3 separate regions of the Homo sapiens genome follow, and regions 1 and 2 are each linked to region 3. Evidence: chromatin contacts called from ENCODE Hi-C or POLR2A ChIA-PET data. All regions are on one chromosome and are shown on one strand. Each heading gives the region's core, a stretch centred on a gene start or an enhancer-like site at or near the end of the contact. The rest is flanking DNA. Distances are from core to core; before and after follow the strand shown.

Evidence for each region. A loop is a pair of places that touch in the nucleus more often than their neighbours do. ChIA-PET counts read pairs that join two places held with the same protein, here RNA polymerase II (POLR2A). Pooled maps may share reads with other maps.
Region 1: a map of endothelial cell of hepatic sinusoid shows a loop between it and region 3 (3-fold over the local background). The contact joins the enhancer-like site here to the promoter of CNKSR3 in region 3. A Hi-C loop is called at or near these places in 4 of 168 maps with a recorded cell type or tissue (Caco-2, K562, colonic mucosa and 1 more) and 2 of 50 pooled maps. POLR2A ChIA-PET finds 5 or more read pairs at or near these places in 15 of 52 experiments (A549, A673, BJ and 10 more).
Region 2: a map of sigmoid colon shows a loop between it and region 3 (6-fold over the local background). The contact joins the enhancer-like site here to the promoter of CNKSR3 in region 3. A Hi-C loop is called at or near these places in 26 of 168 maps with a recorded cell type or tissue (Caco-2, HepG2, IMR-90 and 15 more), 4 of 37 single-sample maps with no recorded cell type and 23 of 50 pooled maps. POLR2A ChIA-PET finds 5 or more read pairs at or near these places in 13 of 52 experiments (A673, AG04449, AG04450 and 10 more).

Annotation. Positions count from the first base shown.
Region 1 is chr6:154,553,491-154,556,983 of GRCh38, forward strand. No RefSeq gene overlaps it. Among named protein-coding and RNA genes, the nearest start is that of CNKSR3, 45 kb to the left of the region's middle. Within about 2 kb of position 1,646, at least 2 of the 41 ENCODE cell types and tissues checked have a DNase peak (open chromatin) inside an H3K27ac peak, as active enhancers do.
Region 2 is chr6:154,447,047-154,450,719 of GRCh38, forward strand. It overlaps CNKSR3 (CNKSR family member 3), which reads right to left. Exons shown (of 13, transcript NM_173515.4): 2 at 3,049-3,212. Among named protein-coding and RNA genes, the nearest start is that of CNKSR3, 62 kb to the right of the region's middle. Within about 2 kb of position 1,850, at least 8 of the 41 ENCODE cell types and tissues checked have a DNase peak (open chromatin) inside an H3K27ac peak, as active enhancers do; they include ascending aorta, heart right ventricle, sigmoid colon and 1 more, where a contact is called at or near this core.
Region 3 is chr6:154,509,108-154,512,515 of GRCh38, forward strand. It overlaps CNKSR3 (CNKSR family member 3), which reads right to left and starts at 1,578. Exons shown (of 13, transcript NM_173515.4): 1 at 956-1,578. The coding sequence starts at 1,007. It overlaps LOC101928868 (a long non-coding RNA gene), which reads left to right and starts at 1,684. Exons shown (of 2, transcript XR_001744422.2): 1 at 1,684-1,855.

The DNA of each region.
Region 1 (3,493 bases), core at 396-2,895, 44 kb after region 3:
GTTAGAAAATACCCTAGAGAGCATGTTAGCCAACCTACCCATTTTACAGATAATAATAATTCTTACTGTTTACTGAGTACTTCCTATTTGTGAAGTGTTATGGGCTAAATATGCCCCTTCAAAATTGGTCTATTGGGCCGGGCGCAGCGGCTCACACCTGTAATCCCGGCACTTTGGGAGGCCAAGGCGAGTGGATCTTCTGAGGTCAGGAGTTTGAGACCAGCCTGGCCAGCATGGTGAAACCCTGTCTCTACTAAAAATACAATAATTAGCCGGGCGTGGTGGTGGGTGCCTATAATCCCAGCTACTCTCAAGGCTGAGGCAGGAGAATCGCTTAAACCGGGGAGGTGGAGGCTGCAGTGAGCTGAGATGGCACCACTGCACTCCAGCCTGGGCAACAGAGCAAGACTCCATCTAAAAGAAAAAAACAGTGTATTGACACCCTTATCCCGAATGTGATAGTATTTGGAGGTGGGGCCTTTGGGAGGTAATTAAGTTTAGATTTCGTTATCAAAGTGGAGCTCCTTGATGGGATTAGTGCCCTTCTACAAAGAGGAAGACAGTGATCACCTTTCCATGAGCACACACAGAGAAGAGTCCGTGTAAGGACACCGCAAGGAGGGTGGCTGTCTACCGGCCAGGAAGCCGGCCCTCACTAGAAACCGAATTTGCTAGCAGCTTGATCTTAGACTTATGAGCCTCTAGAATTGTGAGAAATAAGTATCTGTTGTTCAAGCCGCCCAGTCTATGATATTTTGTTATAGCAGCACAAGTGGACTAAAACGTTAGGCAATGATCCAGTTGCACTACGAATATCATCTCATTAATTCAGAACTAAATCTATGAGGTCGCTGGCATTATTTAAGAGTGAAGAAATGGAAGCCCTAAGAGGTAAGTAACTTGCCTGGGCAATTCAGAAATTCCATCACAGAGCCAAGATTCAGATCCTCATCTCTCCATTCCCAGGAGCAGTTGTTTTCCCATTATCTTAACGTCTCTGGAAAGAGAGTACTGTGCAATTTATTTTTTAAAGGTGCAAATCCGTATGTTTTGAAACTTCCCAAATGGTTCCATTTCATGCCCAATGCCATAGAGCCAGTTAACAGTGAGTCAGGATTAGCTCTGGGGTTCTGCCTCCCCTTCGAGTTTCTTCCCTGCGCCCTGACCTTACTTTACTGAGCAAAGTGCACATGGGAAACAGCAGTACTGCATTTTTTGTGATCCACGGAGGGTCAATGTTTTAACTTCACAGCCACAGGTCCACCTGCAGAGCCCTCCTCCTCACTCCCATGCTATCTCTGCAGAGGCTTTGGGGAGCTACGCTTCAGCCCCACCCTTTGTCCCACAAGCACCACATTCAGTGGTCTCTACAGTGTCATCCGGAGCTAAAGGATGGGGGAAATGTGGACAATCACAGATCTTCTCTGCACTGGTTCAGATAAAGGCTATTTTTAGTCCAATTCTGTGAGGCACAGTTTTCAGATTTTGAAGATGATTTGTATTTAATTCAATTTAAGCCTGACTTCTTGTCTTTCTCATGGTGAAAGACACAGGATGACTTTTCCCATTATTAAAGATGCAGCGTACAGGATATACACGGCCAAATGCCCAGGCAAAGTCAAGATGATGTCATTCCTGTGTTCAACTTAACCATGCCCTAGCCTAAGGGGAGTGACTCCTTTTACTCATAAAACATCACAGCTTGGTGCCCGGGTTAAGCTACGCTACGTGATATGATTTCATATTTGAGCCATGGCATCTCTAATGCATTAGGCTTTTGCTAGCTTAAGCTTCTTAATGGTGTGTGTTGTTGGTATAAACAAATGCCAACCTCACCACGGCAATGTCAAATTCCTCAGATGCCTCAGCACAATTAAGAGAACAAAGTTGCTGTAAAGTAATTACACAGTATGGATTAATGTGTAATCCTGAAGAGCAATAACACCCATAGCAAGCATGAGCTCTGTTTTATTACTGAGCGAGAGAGAAGGCTGGTGGGTGGGGTGGGGGTGGGGGGGAATTCCAAAGCACAAGCATTCATTCACCTTTCTGCACAGGCCTAGCTGACACAGGACTGTTTTGGTAACTGAGTGTAATCTAACATTCCTGAATTCTTCAGGCATAGCTGGGGCACCCTGGGAAACCCATCCCACCCCTAGGCCTGGCACTACCCAAAAAGTGTTCTCCTGGAACCTGAGAGGGGAGGTGCATGTCCTTATAAAATTTCTTCTAGGGTTTAAACTGGCAGTTCCTATAATTATCATTATTTTCTGGGAAAGAGACAAGATTTTGTTACTTGTCTTTCTTTCATACGAGCAGAAACTGCTCTATAAGTAGTTTGTTTTGTTTTGTTTTGTTTTTATTGAGAGAGGGGTTTCACCATATTGCCCAGGCTGGCCTCAAACTCCTGAGCTCAAGCAATCCACCCAATACCCACCTTGGTATTCCAAACGTGCTGGGATTACAGGCGTGCACAACTGTGCCCAGCCTATATAAATATTCTGACCACGTATATAGTCAGCAAAACAGAGTTTTAAAATTTATAATTAATCTTCAGATTTAAATGTTTTCTACTTTTTACTGCTATGTAAGGATTCTATGAAGGACATCAAATAAAAAACATTCTCCACGTTTAAAAGTGGGTTTACAAAGGCATGTAAATCATTCTATTATAAAGATACTTGCACATGTATGTTTATTGCACCACTATTCACAATAGCAAAGACATGGAATCAACCTAAATGACCATCAATCATAGACTGGAAAAGAAAATGTGGTCCATATACACCATGGAATACTATGCAGACATAAGAAGGAATGAGATCCTGTACTTTGCAGGGATATGGATGAAGCTGGAAGCCATCATCCTCAGCAAACTAACACAGGAACAGAAAACCAAACACCGCGCGTTCTCTCTCATAAGTGGGAGCTGAGCAATGAGAACACGTGGACACAGGGAGGGGAACAACACACACCCAGATCTGTGGGAGAGTGGGGGGAGGGAGAGAATCAGAATAAATAGCTAATGCATGTGGAGCTTAATACCTAGTGATGGGTTGATAGGTGCAGCAAACCACCACGGCACATGTTTACCTATGTGACAAGCCTGCACATTCTGTGCATGTATCCAGAACTTAAAATAAAATTTAAAATAATAAAATTAAAAATTAAAAAAAAGGTGGGTTTAATGTGAGGGAGAAAAACAATTATCAACGTGTAAGATCAATGATCAGCCGTCCAAAGTAAATGCCTGAAAATGTGCATCTTTATGCCCCATTAGAACTTCAGGCCAGGCGCGGTCACTCACGCCTATAATCCCAGCACTTTGAGAGGCTGAGGCGGGCGGATCACGAGGTCAGGAGATCAAGACCATCCTGGCTAACATGGTGAAACCCCATCTCTACTAAAAATACAAGAAATCAGCCGGGCGCGGTGGCGGGTGCCTGTAGTCCCAGCTACTCGGGAGGCTGAGGCAGGAGAATGGCGTGAACCC
Region 2 (3,673 bases), core at 600-3,099, 62 kb before region 3:
GCCTGCCTCGGCCTCCCAAAGTGCTGAGATTACAGGCGTGATGGGATTACAGGTGTAAGCCATTGCACCCGGCCACAGTCATACTTATCCTTATTGGTTATTCTTACTGGTTATTCTCAATCACACCCTCTCGACCAGTACTGGCCAACAGAACTCTATGCACAGATGAAAATGTTCTTTATCTGTGCTGTCCAATATCGTAGCCACTAGCCACATGGAGCTTCTGAGTACTTGAAGTGTTGCTAGTACAACCGAGGAACTGAATTTTTTTTTTATTTTAGTTGATTTTCATTTAGACAGTCACATTGGGTAACAGCTATCCTACTGAAAAGAGCAGCTCTATAATCGGTCTCAGGTACCCTCTACCCAGAGAGAGGAAGAAAAATTGGGTACAGATTCTAATTCAATCTGGGAAAGTGGTCCTGGTCTCATCATATAATACAAATCACTCTCCTAAGCCACGACTGCCAGCCAAAGTCAATGTTCACAAAAGATGGTTTCTCTCATTGCTCTCTAACCATGACCAGCTAATTTGTGAGCCACTGCTCACCAGTTTTGGAATCTTCATTAATAGCTGTTTCCTATTTTAGGTTCCTGCCCATCTATCTGCCCCTCTCCTTACATTGATACTTTCCAGTGGTTTTGTTTCTCCCCTCCCCCTTCCTTACTTTTAATTATATTCATTTCCTGTCTATCATAAAATCAACATCCACTAAACTAAGTTTACATAGAAACCTCTTTTATAACACCAAGGCCAACTGCATTTACACATTAACTGCCCTGGAGATGTTCTGTTCAAAGCATCACCAATTTATATATCCAAAGATCTATATGCTATAAATGGATTAAAAAGACAGTATAATTAGTATATGAATTATAATAAGAATATTCAAAAAGGAGATTATATCCAGACTAAAGACATTTTAGTAAAACTCACTAAAATAATCCACACTCTTTTGTGAACCCCTAAGTGACCCCCCCTGTCCAATGTAGTCACTGGCACAGAGCAGGTCCAGAATGAGTCTGAGGTCAAAGCTTGGTCTACAAAGGAAATTAGAAGGAAATTGTAGGAGATAAAACACAGCTTTAGGTTCTGGCATTTGTCCAGCTTTGTTCATTTTAGCCTAATGCTCTAAGAGGTAGAGAAGAGGAAAAAGCAAAGAGAATGCCCAGAGGCAGCTGTTACGTTTATCATCCCACTTGATGCATGTGATGCGTCTCTAGCTGACCCTTCCTGCCTCTCTTACTTTGGATTTCCAAGTAAATTTACCTGTCCTCAAAGTATTACTGCAAAGTGAAAGAGACAATTTGCAAAACATCAAGCAGAAAAGACGGAAAAGCCATGTTCCCAGAAAGTATAATAAAAGTAAACTCAAACACGTTTGTACAAAAAAAAAAAAAAAAGAAAATACAGTTTCGGTAATAAACAGGATGCTTAGATGTCTGGGCAGTGCAAAACACACAATAGTACACAGCCACATCTAAGGTGAGCGTTACTGTACAGATGGGAAAAACAGACATCACCATTTCCCCAGAGGTCACAGAGGGAGTAGCATGTAGCAGAGCCAGGATTAGAATGCAAATTCCTGCTTCCCAGACCCGTGCTCAGACTACTTGGCCATAGCGTCTCCCAGGCGGCAGCTCATTTATCAACTACAAATAATTTCCCCATTACTTTCCTAAACAAGAGCAGCACATCTCAGAGCAGAAGACAAGGCTCTGTCCATTTTAAGAAGAAGAATACACACAATGCAGCAAGTGTTATATAATCAACAGTACGCAGACCAGCGACGGCAAAATCATCAGCAGCACATTCTTTCCCACCATTCTCAGTGATGTAATTGTATATACCCCTGGCTGGGGTTCAGGGCATTACTAACCCAGCCTGAATGCTGTCGAGTTTGTCCAAATCCTGACAGTTAAGTAAACTGCATCTTTAGCCTGGCACCGGGACAGGCAGACTTGAATCCCACCCACACTAACCAATTTATAAACAAAATGTCCTTACAGGTGTTTTTGGCCCACACCTAACGAAGCTACCCATGTGATTCTAGTGTCAGGACCCAGCAGGATTTTACTCATTCATGTTAAAGCCAAAACCCATCATCTACAAAATGTAATGAAGGCCACATTTTTTTCCCATTTTATAGGTCATGTCAAGTGCAAATATCAGTTATTTAAATATCACAAATATCTGTGAAACTCAACCGCTTTTTATAGTAACAAAATCAGACATGAAAATCAGAACCTATTTCTCACTTCAATTTAGAAGATGACATTTTCTTTTCTTTTTTGAGACAGGTTCTCACTCTGTCACCCAGGCTAGAGTGCAGTGGTGCGATCTCTGCTCACTGCAGCCTCCACCTCCCAGGCTCAGGTGATTCTCTGACCTCAGCCTCCTGAATATCTGCGACTATAGGTGCGTGCTAGCCACACCTGGCTAACTTTTGGTATTTCTAATAGAGACAGGGTTTTGCTACGTTGCCCAGGCTGGTCTCAAACTCCTGGACTCAAGCAATCCACCCGCCTCGGCCTCCCAGAGTGCTGGGATTATAGGCATGAGCCACTGCGCCTCGCCAGAAGGTGACATTTTCATTCAGGAGTATTTCCATCATTTTTTCCTTATAAAAGAAAATTAGACTAATACAGAGATTTTCTGAAAAAGACAAACTCTTTCTGTAAAGGACAAGTTAATAAATATTTTAGGCTTTGGGGGAACCATGTGGTCCCGTTACAACCACTCAATTCTGTCACTGTCGCAAGAAAGCAGTCACAAACACGTAAGTGAATGGACATGGTTGTGTTCCTATAAAACTTTATTTACAAAAATAGATAGTGGGCCAGATTTAACTCGCAGGCCATAGTTTGCCAACCTTTAATGTAGAAAATAACTTATTTTTCCCCTTCCTATAGTATCTTCAGCTCATGTTTTATTTTGATGGAGCATTAAGGAAAGAGTGATATGCTAAATCACAAACAATGACGGCTTAAGAGAGCAAGGCTCTAAAGAACGTCATCACGGTACAGACCGTCTTTTCCTGAACTAACCAGTGCACAGAGAAGGTCCACAGCCTCCAACACAAGCTCCTGGTGTCCAATCCGTGTGACCCCCAGCTCCTCCAGGTCCTGATGGGAAATCTGCAGCAGCTGCTCGCCGTTGATCTTCTCTCGTTCAAACTTGTGGACATATTGTTGCAGGCAGTCATCCAACCCTGCCAAAAACAATCAGAAGTCCCATTATTGCCATTTTGTTCCTTTACCCACCCCCTGCAAACTGCCCACATGTCACATCAATCTCAGCAATCAACAATTATGATGCCACTATCTGGTTATCTATGTGAGGCCTATTGCACCTGATGGGCACTTTTGCATGACATGTCAAACAGGTTTTCAAGGGCAGCTTAACATTCTCAAGTGATCCAACAGAATTTTATGATAGTTACCTTCTCATTCCCTGTAAACTAAAGGAATAAACACCAAACCCCTGTTGACTTAAAATGCTAATTATCTAGACCAGACATGCTGTCTGTTTGCTAAGCAACCCTTCTTTTGGGACATCATCCCTCCCATCCCACGTAATCCCAGGGAGCTTGCCAGTCAAGACGCCTTGCCACAGTGGGTGGCACATGGCCAGGTCTCCCGTAGTGCTCTATACACCAGCCAGTCACAGGTT
Region 3 (3,408 bases), core at 328-2,827:
TAACTTGAAACAGAGATGTCGTTGGGGGTGGGGGGAAACCATGAAAATACAGATTGTTCTTGGTGGACTTTGTTCTCTTGAAAGTACAGAAAAGGGTTGAGTAAACTCTAGTACCTTTCCCTCGAAATCGTAGGAGACATTGAAAAGTAAGCGAGCCAGCTAGGAGGACAAGCTTCTACCTCTGCTCATTCCCCCCACCACCCCCCCACCGCCCCAGCCCCACTGCCTTCCTCATCCCAAATATTGTATGAATCAAGACAGTGGTTCCAAACAATTATATTTCTCCTTCCCAGTGCTTACATGTGGCCTGAAAATGCAGCGCCACCGGGGATACTGGCGCCTCCCGGAGCAAAAGTCACTGCCTCCCGGGGAGTCCTGGCTCGAGGTTTCTCCCTGGCGCAAATGCTATGGTGTTGGCTTTTGCGCGGCCCTCTCGCCTTCTCCAACAAAAACAGACAGGCTCGGCGGACCCGCCGGAGTCTCCCTCTACCTGTCCGACAGCCCTGTCACGCCTGCGGACGGCTCTGGGCAGGCGGCATGGACGAGGTCCCGCGGGAGTCACCCACACAAAGGCACCTTGTGCCTCTGCACTCGGGCCCCCGGGTCGCCGGGCACCGCACCGGGGCCAGGCAGGGAGAGCGCCCCCCGGCCCGAGTGCCGAGTCCCGAGATCGGCATCCCCAGCCCTCAACCGCCACAGAAAGGCCACCCCTACTCCCTGGTTTAAAGATAGGGCTCCCCTCGGCTTGCCACAATCCGCACCCTGGAAAGGAAGAGCTCGGAGCAGGTACGAGAGATAGGAGCGCACAGGCCACTCGGCAGAAGTTTGCATTGTCACCGGGCTGTGCCCTCACCGCTTCTCGCCGGGAGGAAGGGCCAAGTACCCTCTTCCCCAGCTCCTCGTCCGCCCCATCCCCGAGGCTGGAGGACTCCGGACCCCCCCAAGGCCCGCGCACCTCTAGTCCAGTCCACCACTTGTTTGGGGCTCCACTTGGTCACGGGTTCCATGGTAAACCGCTTCGCCTCTCGCTGGGCTGGAGAGTCGCAGATAAAGTGCTGCTGCCTGCGCTCCGGTGCCCCTTCCCGGGAGGGCGCGCCCGCGGCTGCTCCCCTGCGCCCGAGCGACTCCGTCAAGACTGCATGGCCGCGGTCAGCCAGTCGTCCCAGCGCGGCTCCGCCAGGGGAGCCCGGCCCTCTCCCTCCAGCTGCCACAGTCCAGCTGCAGCTCCTCCTTCCCCCGCCGCCGCCGGGATCCCGGGCACAGCTGCTGCTCCCGAGCGACGGCAGCTGCAGGCACGCCGGGCTGCGACCCCAGACCCCTGGCCTCGGCTCGGCACGGGAGCCTCCCGGCCCGCGACCACTTCCTCGGATCTCTCGAGGCGCGATCGGCTCTCCCTCGGCCGGTCTTCTCGCCTGCTGGCTCTCCGGGGTCCCCGCTCCGCGTGCGCTGGCGTCCCGGAGCCTTCCCGGCGCAGGTCCCACCTCCTGCGCCGCCCTCCCGTGCCGCCCTGGCAGGGCCGAGCGCAGAGCGTGCGCGCTCGGGTTGCAAAGTTTCAGCTCCGGTTGCTGCAAACCGAATAAAAGAGAGGGCGGGGCCGAGGGTCTAGGGAAACTCGTGGGAGGGGGCGGGTCCGCCCGAAGCGGCGGACTCGGGTTACTTTCCCTCTCTAAGCCGGTCCGGCTCACACCCGCAGCGTCCCGGGCCCCGCTTTCCTTTTCAAGGGGCGGGTTGTAGATCGCGCGCGCACCCTGGAGAGCCCGCTGGTTTGTGTGAGGCCCTGGCCCTGTGGGTAGCAGAACACTCTGTCTCGCTGTGAGCAACAATACACTAAAAAAAAAAGAAAAGAAAAAAAAAAGTAAGATCTGCATGTTCTGTTCATTTTAAATGCTTTATATCGTAATACTACTCTGCCATTAAGCCGTCATTTTAGGTTTCTTAAAGTAGAACAATTTTTTTTTTTAGATGGAGCCTCGCTCTGTCGCCCAGGCTGGAGTGCAGTGGCGCGATCTCAGCTCACTGCAGCCTCTGCCTCCCAGGTTCCAGCGATTCTCCCGCCTCAGCCTCCGGAGTAGCTGGGATTACAGGCGTCTGCCACTACGCCCGGCTAATTTTTGTATTTTTAGTAGAGACAGGGTTTCACCATGTTGGCCAGACTGGTCTCGAAATCCTGAACTCAGGTGATCCGCCAGCCTCGGCCTCCCGAAGTGCTAGGATTACAGGCCTGAGCCACCGCGCCAGGCCAGAACAATTTTATTTCATTTATATGTTGACTGAAATCGTAACAATGTAACTCTTTTAATGCTATTGCTATGAAATTTCAACTTTGCGACTAAAATTAGATTGATGGCTTTTAGCGTTATATTTTGCTATATTATAATTTCATATTTACAGAGTGAGCTAATGCTCCTTGGGATTAGTCATTAACCGTGAGAGGAAAGCTGTTAGCCAAGAAAAAAAAAATAGCTCGTGCACAATTTCAGCGCCTGGCAGGGGAGGGCCCTTCCACATTCATGGACTGCAACTGGGGCCAGAGTTAATGCTAAACTGGGGGAAAATCTAATTTGAATGCCTGCCTCTCCTTCAAGTTCTCCCTGCATCCTAACCGCCCCCCCAACCCCTGCCACCCTCGCCACCACCCCTCCCCTCACCCCCCAACACCCCCCCCAACCCCCCACCCCCGCCCCGCCCCGCCCAGCAACCTCTTCCTCCCACTCTTTTTGGCACTGAATGATTCTTACTTTCAATTACGGTTATTTATTTACATCTTCCTCTTGGAGACTATTAACCCCTTGAGGGCAGAACCTACTTGATCTCATATAGAGTTTTCTCTCCTCCCTTTCTTCCTACCACCTAACTTGTAGCACCCAGCACGGGACCAAAGGCAAGGTTGGTATTTATTCATTCAGTAAATATCCGGGAATGCTTCCTATGTGCCAGCCACTGTATTCATTCAGTATTTGTTGAATTCGTGTGATATGTGCTACTTACACAGGTCTGTTTGGACGCACATGTGGAAAAATAGCTAGCAGCCAGCCTAGCATCTGATGAGCTGGAGCATCCAAGCAAAAGAAACATTTTTAAAAAGCAAAACATCAGACCCACCTCCCATTCAACTCCCCTAGAGGACTGGGCAACACAGAGACACACAACTATCAAATATAGTGATTCTTTTTCTTCATCTAGCGAAAGTGACTGGCAGACCACACAAGTTGGCAAAGGCAATGACAAAATTCCTGATATAGTAGTTGTCCTTAAAAAAAAAAAAAGACCTTTAAACTTAATGACATCCAGCATTAACCATCTTTACAGCAGTCAGCAGAGAGAAGGACCTTGACACTGGTTCACTGGAAAGGGTAACCAACCTGATGCACACCTTTTGTTTCAGCAATCACTGCCTGTTGTGTGATT